2 separate regions of the Homo sapiens genome follow, and region 1 is linked to region 2. A link is a contact called in ENCODE Hi-C or POLR2A ChIA-PET data. All regions are on one chromosome and are shown on one strand. The core of a region is the stretch at or near the end of the contact, and the rest is flanking DNA. Distances in the headings are between cores, read along the strand shown.

Evidence for each region. Hi-C counts contacts between places; a loop is a spot of excess contacts on that map. ChIA-PET counts read pairs that join two places held with the same protein, here RNA polymerase II (POLR2A). Pooled maps may share reads with other maps.
Region 1: a loop to region 2 is called in a pooled map, with 1.9 times the contacts of the local background. The contact joins two enhancer-like sites. A Hi-C loop is called at or near these places in 1 of 168 maps with a recorded cell type or tissue (posterior vena cava) and 1 of 50 pooled maps. POLR2A ChIA-PET finds 5 or more read pairs at or near these places in 8 of 52 experiments (AG04450, BJ, CD8-positive, alpha-beta memory T cell and 5 more).

Annotation. Positions count from the first base shown.
Region 1 is chr6:37,075,814-37,081,360 of GRCh38, forward strand. No RefSeq gene overlaps it. Among named protein-coding and RNA genes, the nearest start is that of FGD2, 73 kb to the left of the region's middle. RefSeq lists an enhancer at 1,612-2,140. Within about 2 kb of position 2,303, at least 11 of the 41 ENCODE cell types and tissues checked have a DNase peak (open chromatin) inside an H3K27ac peak, as active enhancers do.
Region 2 is chr6:37,025,256-37,030,998 of GRCh38, forward strand. It overlaps FGD2 (FYVE, RhoGEF and PH domain containing 2), which reads left to right. Exons shown (of 16, transcript NM_173558.4): 14 at 537-683; 15 at 2,174-2,320; 16 at 2,693-3,814. The coding sequence ends at 2,908. Among named protein-coding and RNA genes, the nearest start is that of FGD2, 22 kb to the left of the region's middle. RefSeq lists enhancers at 1-454, 166-1,103, 4,388-4,467. Within about 2 kb of position 4,221, at least 5 of the 41 ENCODE cell types and tissues checked have a DNase peak (open chromatin) inside an H3K27ac peak, as active enhancers do.

The DNA.
Region 1 (5,547 bases), core at 1,053-3,552, 49 kb after region 2:
TAGTGTCCAAATTGGGATGCGCTGTGAGCTTAAAATCCACACTGGTTTAGAAGACTTACCATTAAAAAAGAGAATGTGGGCTGGGTATGGTGGCTTATGCCTGTAATGCCAGCACTTTGGGAGGCCGAGGTAGGTGGATCATCTGAGGTCAGGCATTTGAGACCAGCCTGGCCAACATGGTGAAACTCCATCTCTACTAAAAATACAAAAATTAGCTGGGTGTGGTGGCGGGCACCTGTAATCCCAGCTACTTGGGAGGCTGAGGCAGGAGAATCACTTGAACCCAGGAGGTGGAGGTCGTAGTGAGCTGAGACCGCGCCATTGCACTCCAGCCTGGGCAACAGACTGAGACTCCATCTCAAAAAAACAACAACAAAAAAAGAGAACAAATGTGAAATATCTCATTCATTATGTTTTTCATATTGATTAATGCTGATGTGACAATAGTTTGGATATTTTTGGTTAAATAAAGTATATTATTAAAATTAATATCATTTGTTTCTCTTTACTTTTTTAAGTGTGCCTAATAGAAAAATTTAAATCACATATGTGTTGGAAAATCTGGTGAAATCTGAAAAAAGTCTGTAGTTTAATTAATAGTATTGTGCCAATGTTAATTTCTCAGTTTTGGCAAATGTGCCTTGGTTATGCAAGATGTCAACCTTAGGAGAAGCGGGTGAAGGGTTTACTGGAACCCACTGTACTATCTTTGTAGCTTTTCTGTAAATCTAAAATCATTCCAGAATGAAAAGTGTAAAATACCCCCCCATTACAAATATAATTACATTACATTTCTATTGGAGAAACATGTAACTCTATTATATTTCTTTTTTTTTCTTTTTTTTTTTTTTTTTTTTTGAGACGGAGTCTCACTCTGTCACCCAGGCTGGCATGATCTCAGCTCACTGCAACCTCTGCCTCCTGGGTTCGAGCGATTCTCCTGCCTCAGCCTCTTGAGTAGCTGTGATTACAGGCGCTCACCACCCTGCCTGGCTAATTTTCGTATTTTTAGTAGAGACGGGGTTTCACCATGTTGGCCAGCCTGGTCTCAAACTCCTGACCTCAGGTGATCTGCCCACCTCAGCCTCCCAAAATGCTGGGATTACACATGTGAGCCACCATGCCCAGCCCGACTCTATTATATTTCTATTACAGAACCTAAAATAGTTCTTTGTGTAAGAGGTATCCTCATCTTATTGATGAGGAAACTGGTGCTCAAAGAAGTTAAGTAGCTGGGTTTTGGACCCATCTGTTTACTGTGAAGCCCTTTTACTTTCTGCAATAGTCCCTTCACTTCTACCTCAGTGGCAGGCACCCACTAGATCTGAGAATTTTCTTGCTGTGGCCTCTTCAGAGGGCACTAGTGTGGGTACGTGGACCCCCTTGCTGTGGTGGGCAGGGGCTAAAGATGGAGAGCAGAGGCAGGAGAATCTGGTGGGTACCATTCATGTGGGACCAATTTGAGGTCTAAGGCTGTAGGATAAAGGGGAAGGGCTGGTAGATTCTTGCATTCGATCGACTAGTTGGTTTCTTTGATCTCTGCCTGACTTTGGAAAGGATCTTAGGAGCATCTGCTGTTGTCGCAAAGAAAAAATTGGCAGGGCTGACAAAGCCTTAGATTCACAGGCACCAAAGGGAAAAATAATGGTGCCACAGGGGTAGAGCCAGGGACCTGTGCATGTCCTCGTGTAGGAAAAAGGCAGGAGGCAGCAGGCAGCAGGCAAGCTCTGTTTCCAAGGTGCCTCATTACACTTCCACCCCTCTAACTTCATACATGGGAATTCTCCTTCCCGATGTAGAAAACCTGCCTCCTGACCTGCAGCCACACAGCTCGGTCACCACAGAGCTAGGCAACCCCATTCCTGTCTAGTCCTTCTTTTCAACATGGTCCTGAGACTGCTCCCAGTTCCAGCCCTCCCCAAGAGCAAGAGCACTGTGCTTGGAGTCCTGAGTACCTGTCTCTCTGCCAGACCTGCCCCCTTCAGCCTAAAAGGCCTCTGCCAGCCAGGGCACGACTCTGCTGCATCCAGAGGGGCCAGAGCCAGCCCCGCCAGCAAGCAGCACACCGTCTGCGGCCAGCCGCCCACCACCTTCCCACTTCCAGATGTCTCAGAGGAGCCCTGGCTGCCTTGGAGCCCGCATGGGCAGCCCTGTCCTGACATGCCCCTGCCCCTTTGCTGCCCTGCCTTGCACTCTGTCTCGCGGCGGCCAGATGTGCCGGCTTTGGTGCTGGCGGCTCTTAATGAGGTCCAGATGTGCAGCTTGGCCCGGGCCAGCAGCGGCTGCTACCAAAGGAGAGGGAGGCCCTGTGAGGGAGCAGCCAGGCTGCAGCTGGCCGCGGCGGTGCTGGAGGAGGAATGCTCTGGGAAGGATTCCCACTGGAATGTGGGCTCTCGGGATGTCTCTGCCTAAATAAGGACCTAGCTTCTTCTTGGAGCTGGAGGCCCCAGCTCCTCTAGGTGCAGCAGCACTATGAAAGTGTCTTCAGCTGTCCCTGGATCCTTTTCTTGACGGCTGGCTTTTTTTTTTCTTTTTTTACTAATTTTAAAAGTTATATAGAGCCGGGCGTGGTGGCACGTGCCTGTAATCCCAGCTACTTGGGAGGCTAGGGCAGGAAGATTGCTTGAGTCCAAGAGTTCCAGGCTGCAATGGTGCTATGACTGTGCCTGTGAATAGCCACTGAACTCCAGCATGGGCAACAGAGTGAGACCCCATCTCTTGAAAAAATAAAATAAAATGTTATATACAGTGATGAAAGGCAATTTAGAGATCCCAAATAACCTAAAAGACGAAAACAAAGAAGAAAATAAAAATCACCTATAATCCCATGGCCTCAACTACTATTAAAGTTCTGGCATGCATCCTGCTAGACGTTTTTCAAATACAAATATACATAAGTTTATTTGTTTAAATCATGCTGCAAAGACTCTCAAAATCTGCATTTTTCACTCAACTCTTTCCAGTTGTGTCTGCTACACAGGTATTTCCCAAATTGGCTCCACAGAACACTAGGACCATTTTGCTATTAATTGGGAGTCTTCCACGAACTGTTTGAGATGCATAGGCTTATGCCAACTTAAATGGGCTGCTTTGCTGAAGGACTTCTTGGAGTCTCTAATTTACTAATGTGTGTTCTGAATCATCAAGCAGAGACTGGCACTTCTTAAACACATTTCACCATGAAATCCCTTGAGGGATCCTCTTGGGGCTTGAGTCTATGGAACATCATGTAGGAAATGCATTATTCATCATGGCTGCAGAGAAGCCAATTGCATGCGTATGCCATGGTTTATTCCAGCATCCCTCAATGGATGAACATTATTATGGTTGTTTTCAACTTACTGCTATTATAAATAACCCTGTTATGATGAGCATTCTCATACTTCCATCTTTTTTTTTTTTTGAGACGGAGTCTCGCTCTGTCACGAGGTTGGAATGCGGTGACGCGCTCTTGGTGCACTGCAATCTTCACTTCTGGGGTTCAAGCCATTCTCCTGCCTCAGCTTCCCGAGTAGCTGGGACCGCAGGCGCCCACCACCACGCCCGGCTAATTTTTTATATTTTTAGTAGAGACAGGGTTTCACCATGTTGGCCAGGATGGTCTCAATCTCTTGACTTTGTGATCTGCCTGCCTTGGCCTCCGAAAGTGCTGGGATTACAGGCATGAGACACTGCGCCCGGCCACATACTTCCATCTTTGTTGTACAGAAACATTCCAAGGAATAGGACTGTTGCTCATGTTGAAGACCATTTTAAACTCTCAGGTTCTAGGCTACACATGGCTCTTGCCCCAGCTCCTTATTTAATCCTTGCATGCTAGGGAAGGGGTCTACCTCATTAGCACAAAAGGAGGCATTGAGGAGGATGGGAAGTGTGGTCTGTGAGTCTTTATCCATTTCTTGAGCACTTGTACTACACTGGGCTTGGGGATTGTAGTGAAAAATAACTTTTCTTGGCCTATCATAAACAACACTGTAATGAACAACTATTATTTTCCAAAGAACCATTGCAACCAGAGAGTGAAACCACATTTGGGGTGCAGAGAATCTGTTCCTGGGTCACCTATGAGGCCATACAGCCCTGTAGCGCCCCTAGGTGCCTAGCAGGGGGACGGAATCTGTACAATCCCTGAGGTGCTAAAGTGCAGAATGAAGCTTCCCTGTTTAAGTGGGAATACAGTAAGCACATCACAAGCATAGCTCAGACATGGGCAAGACTTACCACTTATGTCTTCCTCCATATTCTTCCCTTTGATCCTCACAACACCCTTGTGAAGCAGGGAGTATAGACTTAAGTTCATTCTACAGATAAGGAAACTAAGGCTCAGGGCAGGAGACTTGCCCAAGGTCGCACAACTAAGTAATGGGGAGAAACTAGACTCCAGTGACACCACTCCATGCCTCTAATCAACATTATCACCTGATGAACTGCACATTACTGTCAGCAAAGAATGCATTCCTTCCTTTACAAGGGGCTTTGTCAACATGGGATGTAGGACCCAGGTTTTTTATTTTTTATTTTTTTTAAGAGACAGGGTCGGCTGGGCGCAGTGGCTCACACCTGTAATCCAAGCACTTTGGGAGGCCGAGGCAAGTGAATCACCTGAGATCGGGAGTTCGAGGCCTGCCTGGCCAACATGGTGAAACCCCGTCTCTACTAAAAATACAAAACTTAGCTGGATGTGGTGTCCCGTGCCTGTAATCCTAGCTACTCAGGAGGCTGAGGCAGGAGAATTGCTTGAACCCAGGAGGAGGAGGTTGTGGTGGGCCAAGATTGAGCCTCTGCACTCCAGCCTGGGCGACAGAGCAAAAATCCGTCTGAAAACAACAACAACAACAACAAAAACAGGGTCTTGCTCTACCCATGCTGGAATGCAGAGGCATGATCATAGCTCACTGCAGCCTCAACCTCCTGGGCTCAAGCCATCCTCCCGCCTCAGCCTCCTGAGTAGGTGGAACTATAGGTGTGCTACCTCCACACCAGCTAATTTTTAAATTTTTGTGCTGGGCAAGGTGGCTTACGCCTATAATCCCAGCACTTTAGGAGGCAGAGGCGAGCAGATCACTTGAGGTCAGGAGTTCAAGACCAGCCTGACCAACATGGAGAAACCCCATCTCTACTAAAAATACAAAATTAGCCAAGCGTGATCTTGCATGCCTGTAATGCCAGCTACTCGGGAGGCTGAGGCAGGAGAATCACTTGAACCTGGGAGGCAGAGGTTGCAGTGAGCCAAGATCGTGCCATTGCATTCCAGCCTGGGCAACAAGAGGGAAACTCTGTCTCAAAAAAAAAAAAAGAAAGAAAGAAAGAAAAAATTTTTTGTAGAGATGGGGTCTCGCAATGTTGCCCAGGCTGGTCTCAAACTCCTGGCCTCACGTGATCCCCCGGACCCGGACACTTTGATTGGGAGTGGAGGAAAGAGCCCAAAAGGTCTGGAGCCTGTGGCCTGAACCTCAAGGCCACTCCTGGCTGTGTGTGTGTTTTCTTTGGTGGGGAGGTGGGGTGGAGAAGGGAGGGAGGAAATGAAAAGAGAGCTCTTCAGAGAGG
Region 2 (5,743 bases), core at 2,971-5,470:
AGTCTGCCTGAATCTTAAAGCTAAACTGTGGGACTTGAAAGACACACCCTGTGTGTGGAGGGCCTGTCTGCCAGGTAACAGTGTGGCTCTCAGGGTCAGGAGAGGACAAAAGCTGGGCCCTGCTTGCCTGGTGGGGTCTTTGGGAGAGTCAGGTGAGATGGCGGAGAGGACAGCATTTGGAAAAGTGAATCAGATGCCAGTGGCCCGTCTGGGGCAAGCCCCTTGGGTTCACAGCAGCCCTCACTCGGAGGGAACCTGGAGGGGAGAGAAGTTACGGCCCTCGCGGTGGGGGCCGGGTCTTGAACCCTCAGCCTAAGAGCCCCGAGCCCGAGCTCCCCCATGTGTCGCAGCCTCCAGGCAGTTGGGCCTCACCAGCATGGGGGAGCATCCCCGCTCTGCCTCTATTCCTCCCTCGAAGCTTTCTTTTCCTCCCCCAGTCCCTGGTTGCTCTCATGCCCCCACCTGCCCACCAAGGCAGGAGCCCAGCCCTCCGGTGCCTGGTCTCAGCCCCATGCCCCCTTATGTGTCCTCCTCAGGTGGTGTGTGCCAGGTGCTCCGACTACCGGGCCGAACTGAAATACGACGACAACAGGCCCAACCGAGTCTGCCTCCACTGCTACGCATTCCTCACTGGAAATGTGCTGCCTGAGGCCAAGGAGGACAAGAGGCGGGGCATCCTGGAGGTGAGGGCCACTGTCCCCGCGCTCACCATCCGTCCTCTGTTCAGGGAATGTGTGCCCGGCAACCATGCTGGGCTGACACTGTCCAGTGCTGAGGAACAAGCCAGCCATGGTCACACCCTCCCCCCTCTCCCTCTTCCTCTCTCTGCCCACAGACCCCAGGCCTCTCGCCACAGCCCAGGCAGTGTGGAGCCTGTCACCAAATGGAGGCACCCTTTGGCTGCAGGCTGTCGTCCACATTCTTCTGCACTTCCTCTATGTCCCCATCCGATAGTACGGCCCCTCTGGACAGCTCATGTTCACGTCCCCATGTCCTGCCCCGACAGTCCCAGGGTGCCAAGAGCTGGTGTCACCGCTTCCATTTTACAGATGGGAACACTGACGCTCCAGGTCAGACAGATTGGAGACTCCATTCTAACTGGAAGGGACTCCAGGGGCCAGTCGGTCTTATCCCATGGAGACCCAGGGCTGGAGGAGTGACTTGCCCAAGATCACACAGCAAGTTAGGAGCCAGCTCTCTGATCTCAGTCACAGATGTTCTTTCTGTTGCCCTGGGGGCCTCACTGAGCCACACTTGCCCCCACAGGTGCTCCCCTGTGGGGGTACAACTGTGCTCAGCTAGGCAGCACAAATACAATGTCAACCAGCTCAGCATCAATACCACTGTCCACTGCCCCTCCCTCACGAAGGCCAGGTTGACATCCCACCGTCCCTGGGAGGTGGGAGAAGGTCCCAGCCTGTGCCAGCTGAGATTCACTCCCAGGTTCAAGTTGGCCTCTTTTGGCCAGGCGGGAAGGCTCATGCCTGTAATCCCAGCACTTTGGGAGGCCAAGGTGGATGGATCACGTGCGGTCAGGAGTTCGAGACCAGCCTGGCCCACATGGTGAAGTCCCGTCTCTACTAAAAATACAAAAAAAAAAAAATCAGCCGGGCATGGTGGTGCATGCCTGTAATCCCAGCTACTCGGGATGCTGAGGCAGGAGAATCTCTTGAACCCGGGAGGTGGAGGTTGCAATGTGTTGAGATTGCACCATTGCACTCCAGCCTGAGCAACAAGAGAGAAACTATCTGAAAAAAAAAAAAAAGTTGGCCTTTTTCCACGGGCATCCACCCCGTTTCCAATCCTCCCCATCCTTCCAGGCCCAGGACCCCCTGACCACTAGGCAACACAGCCTGCCCCTGGAGATGCTCAGCCCCTTCTCAGGGCCCAATTCTGTTTCCTGGAGCAGCTCCAGGCACCCTCCCGGCACCTGCCCCTTGTGGGCACACACGCGACAGGTTCAGGCAGGCTGGGGTTTGACTGCAGCTCTGCCACTGGCCAGCTAGCTGTGTGACCACAGGCACTTGATGGGACCTCTCTGAGCCTCAAGGACCAAGGACCCCTCCATTCAGTACTGCTGTAAGGATTGGAGATAGTGATTGTCAAGCCCCCAGACCAACATCTGGCACTTGCGGCTGCTCTGCTCCCTGACAGTCCCTCCTTCTGGTTTTAGAAAGGGTCCTCAGCCACGCCTGACCAGAGCCTGATGTGCAGCTTCCTGCAGCTCATCGGGGACAAGTGGGGCAAGAGCGGCCCCCGGGGCTGGTGTGTGATCCCTCGGGATGACCCCCTCGTGCTCTATGTCTATGCTGCCCCTCAGGTAAGGCCACCACCTGCCCGCCCCCCGTCAGGCCCTGGCCTTCCCACAGCGTGTGTGTGAAGGGGGTCAGGGGTGAGTATTGCTAGCTCCATATGTCAGATAGGGAAACTGAGGCCCAATGAGGATATGGTATCCTGGAGTCTCAAGGTTGGTAGGTTTCAGAATTGTGCCCTGACTCTAGGTCACCACTGCTTTGCCCTCAGAGGCAGCCAGTTCTTCTGTCCTCTTCCTCGATGGCCTTCACCAGCCCACCCCCAACCCATGGGGGTTTAGGGTGTGAGCTGTGCGTGCGTGGCTGTTGCCTTCACGATGGCTATCTGGGGCAGTAGGACTGAGAGGGGACAGTGGCCCACTGCTCTCTCCTCCCCCCAGGACATGAGGGCTCACACCTCCATCCCCCTGCTGGGCTACCAGGTGACTGTTGGGCCCCAGGGGGACCCTCGGGTCTTCCAGCTACAGCAGTCAGGCCAGCTCTACACCTTCAAGGCCGAGACGGAGGAGCTGAAGGGCCGCTGGGTGAAGGCCATGGAGCGGGCGGCCAGTGGCTGGAGCCCCAGCTGGCCCAACGATGGGGACCTGTCCGACTGAGCCACTGCCAGCCGCTCTCCTGCCCACCTCTCCCCACCCTGAACCCAGCTCCTGCCACAGACTGACCCTGTGGCCTCAGTGACCCACTGCCCCAAGTGGTGCTTTCAGAGAATTGATTCAGCCATCTGCGCCCAGGCCACGTGTCCCGATCTGGGATTAGAAAATATGGGTCCATTCCTTTCTAGAAAGGGGACAACCAAGTGTCTCAGTTTGCCTTGCGGGGAGGGGGCTCCTGGGCCATGGGACTTCCAGTGCTAAAACTGGGAAAGCCCCAGGTAACCCCGGACTGGTGGTCACCATAGTATGGTTTTTCATTTGTATCTCCTGGGGAGCTTTTAAAGAGTACTGGTGAAAAACACATAGTAAATTAATTTTAAAAATGTAAAAAACAATGCCTGTACTGAAGTACCACCACCGATTTAAATGGGCTGAGTTGGGGGAGGCATGGGGTCTTTTTTTTTTTTTTTTTGAGACAGAGTCTTACTCTGTTTCCCAGGCTGGAGTGCACAAACATGGCTCACTACAGCCTCGCTCTCCCGGGCTCCAGTGATCCTCCCGCCTCAGCCTCCCAAGTAGCTGGGATTATAGGTGTGTGCCACTGTGCCAAGCTAATTTTTTTATTTTTTGTAGAGATGGGATTTCACCATGTTACTCAGGCTGGTCTCAAACTCCCAGCCTCAAGCGATGCTCCCACCTCCACCTCCCAAAGTGCTGGGATTACAGGCGTGAGCCACCATACCTGGCGCATGCATATTTTTTAAGAGTACCCACTGGAGTCTAATATATAGCCTGGGTTACCTGGGATGAAGAATAAAGAGAGCAAACTACCACAACCAATGGTTGAGCCCCTGTCAAGTGCCAGTCATGATAGTAGTAATAATAATAATAAACATCTATTGGACCAGGCTCTGTGCAAGGTGTTTTATGTGGATTATGTCATTTTACCATCCAGAGTTATCCCCATTTCCAGATGAAGACACCGACTCAGAGAGGTTTAGTAATTGGCTCAATTGGTCATGTAGCTCGTAGATGCCAGAGCCAGGTTTTAACCCGGTGAACTAAGGTCAAAGCTCTTTCTATCATGGAGCAGAACAATAAGACAAGCAGAGAGGGGAGGAGAGTGAGGAGAAGCAAAAGAGAGGGAAAGAGAGTGAAGAAGCTGGGAAGACAAGAGAGAAAGGTGAATGGTGGGAGGAAGGGTGACGGGAGGAGCATCCCTGTCCCCTCATCCCCACCTCGCTGGTGGGTGAGGATGCTTTTTCATAAGAGACCACCAGGGGGTGGCAGTGGTCAGCAGGCCACATGCAGTGGCCCCAGCAGTGGCCAGAACACCCTCAGCTGCTCTCAGCAGGTCCAGCCATTGCTGGGCTCTGCCCTGAAAGGAGGAAGCATGGATGAGTCACAGGTTTTTGTCCCATCACAGGCCCAGCAGCTTTGCCTGCCTCCAACCTGAGGCCACTTCCCTCCTGTAGGGTGTTTGTTTGTTTATTTGAGACAGGGTTTTGCTCTGTCATCCAGGCTGGAGTGCAGTGGTGTGATCAGAGCCCACTGGAACCTTGACCTTCTGGGTTTAAGCTATCCTCCTTCCTCAGCCTCCTGAGTATCTAGAAGCACAGGTGCACGCCACCACATCCAGCTAATTTTTAAAATTTTTGTAGAGATGGGGTCTCACTATATTGCCCAGACTGACCTCAAACTCCTGAGCTCAAGCAATCCTCCTGCCTTGGCCTCCTAAAGTGTTGGCATTATAGGCATGAGCCACCATGCCCGGACAGCATCAGCATTTTATTTATTTTTTATTTTTATTTTTATTTTTGAGATGGAGTCTGTCACTCTGTCACCCAGGCTGGAGTGCAGTGACGCCATCTTGGCTCACTGCAACCTCTGCCTCCCAGGTTCAAGTGATTCTCCTACCTCAACCTTCCAAGTAGCTGGGATTACAGGCGTGCGCCACCATGCCCGGCTAATTTTTGTATTTTTAGTAGAGACGGGGTTTCACCATATTGGCCAGGCTGGTCTCAAACTCCTGAACTCCGGTGATCCACCCATCTCAGCCTCCCAAAGTACTGGGATTACAGGCATGAGCCACTGCACCTGGCCTGCATCAGCATTTTAAAACTCGCCAATGATGCTGAAGGCAGCTGGCTCGGTGACAGCAGAGTCGATTCTGCAGCACTGATACCTAAGCTTTTCCAGGGGTTTAATCTGAGTGGGAGTATGGAGAGTGGCTTCACTGTGGAGCAAAATGAGGTAGCCGTCAGGAGAGGGAAGCGAGGGCACACAACCTTTGTGCTGTCATTGTTAGGTTTACTGAGGTGTAATTTACAGACTGTAAAATCCACCCTTATTAGTATATTTTCTAAGTTTTGGCAGAAGAGTACAGTCATACAGCTACCACCACAATCCCCCTATAAGTGTCCCCATGCCACCCTTTGTAGTCAACCCACACCCCTACTCCTTGCCTCTGGTAACCATTGATCTGTTTCTGACTGATAATTTTGCCTTTTCCAGATGTCATTTAAATGGAACCATAGCTTTTTAAGCCTGGCTTCCTTTACTCAGCATTATATATTTGAGATTCATCCATTTTGTTCTCCATGTCAGTAGTTCATTCCTTTTTCATTGCTGAGTAGTATTCCATTGCATGGGCATACCACAGTTGTTCATCTGTTTACCAGGTTAAGTATACTTGGGTTATTTCCAGTTTGGGGCAATTATGAATAATACTCCTATGAACTATAAACGTTCATGTTCAGTGTTTGTGTGAGCACGTTTTCTTTTCTCTTAGGTAAATACCTAAAATTGGGTCACTGAGTAAGTGTCTAACTTTATCAG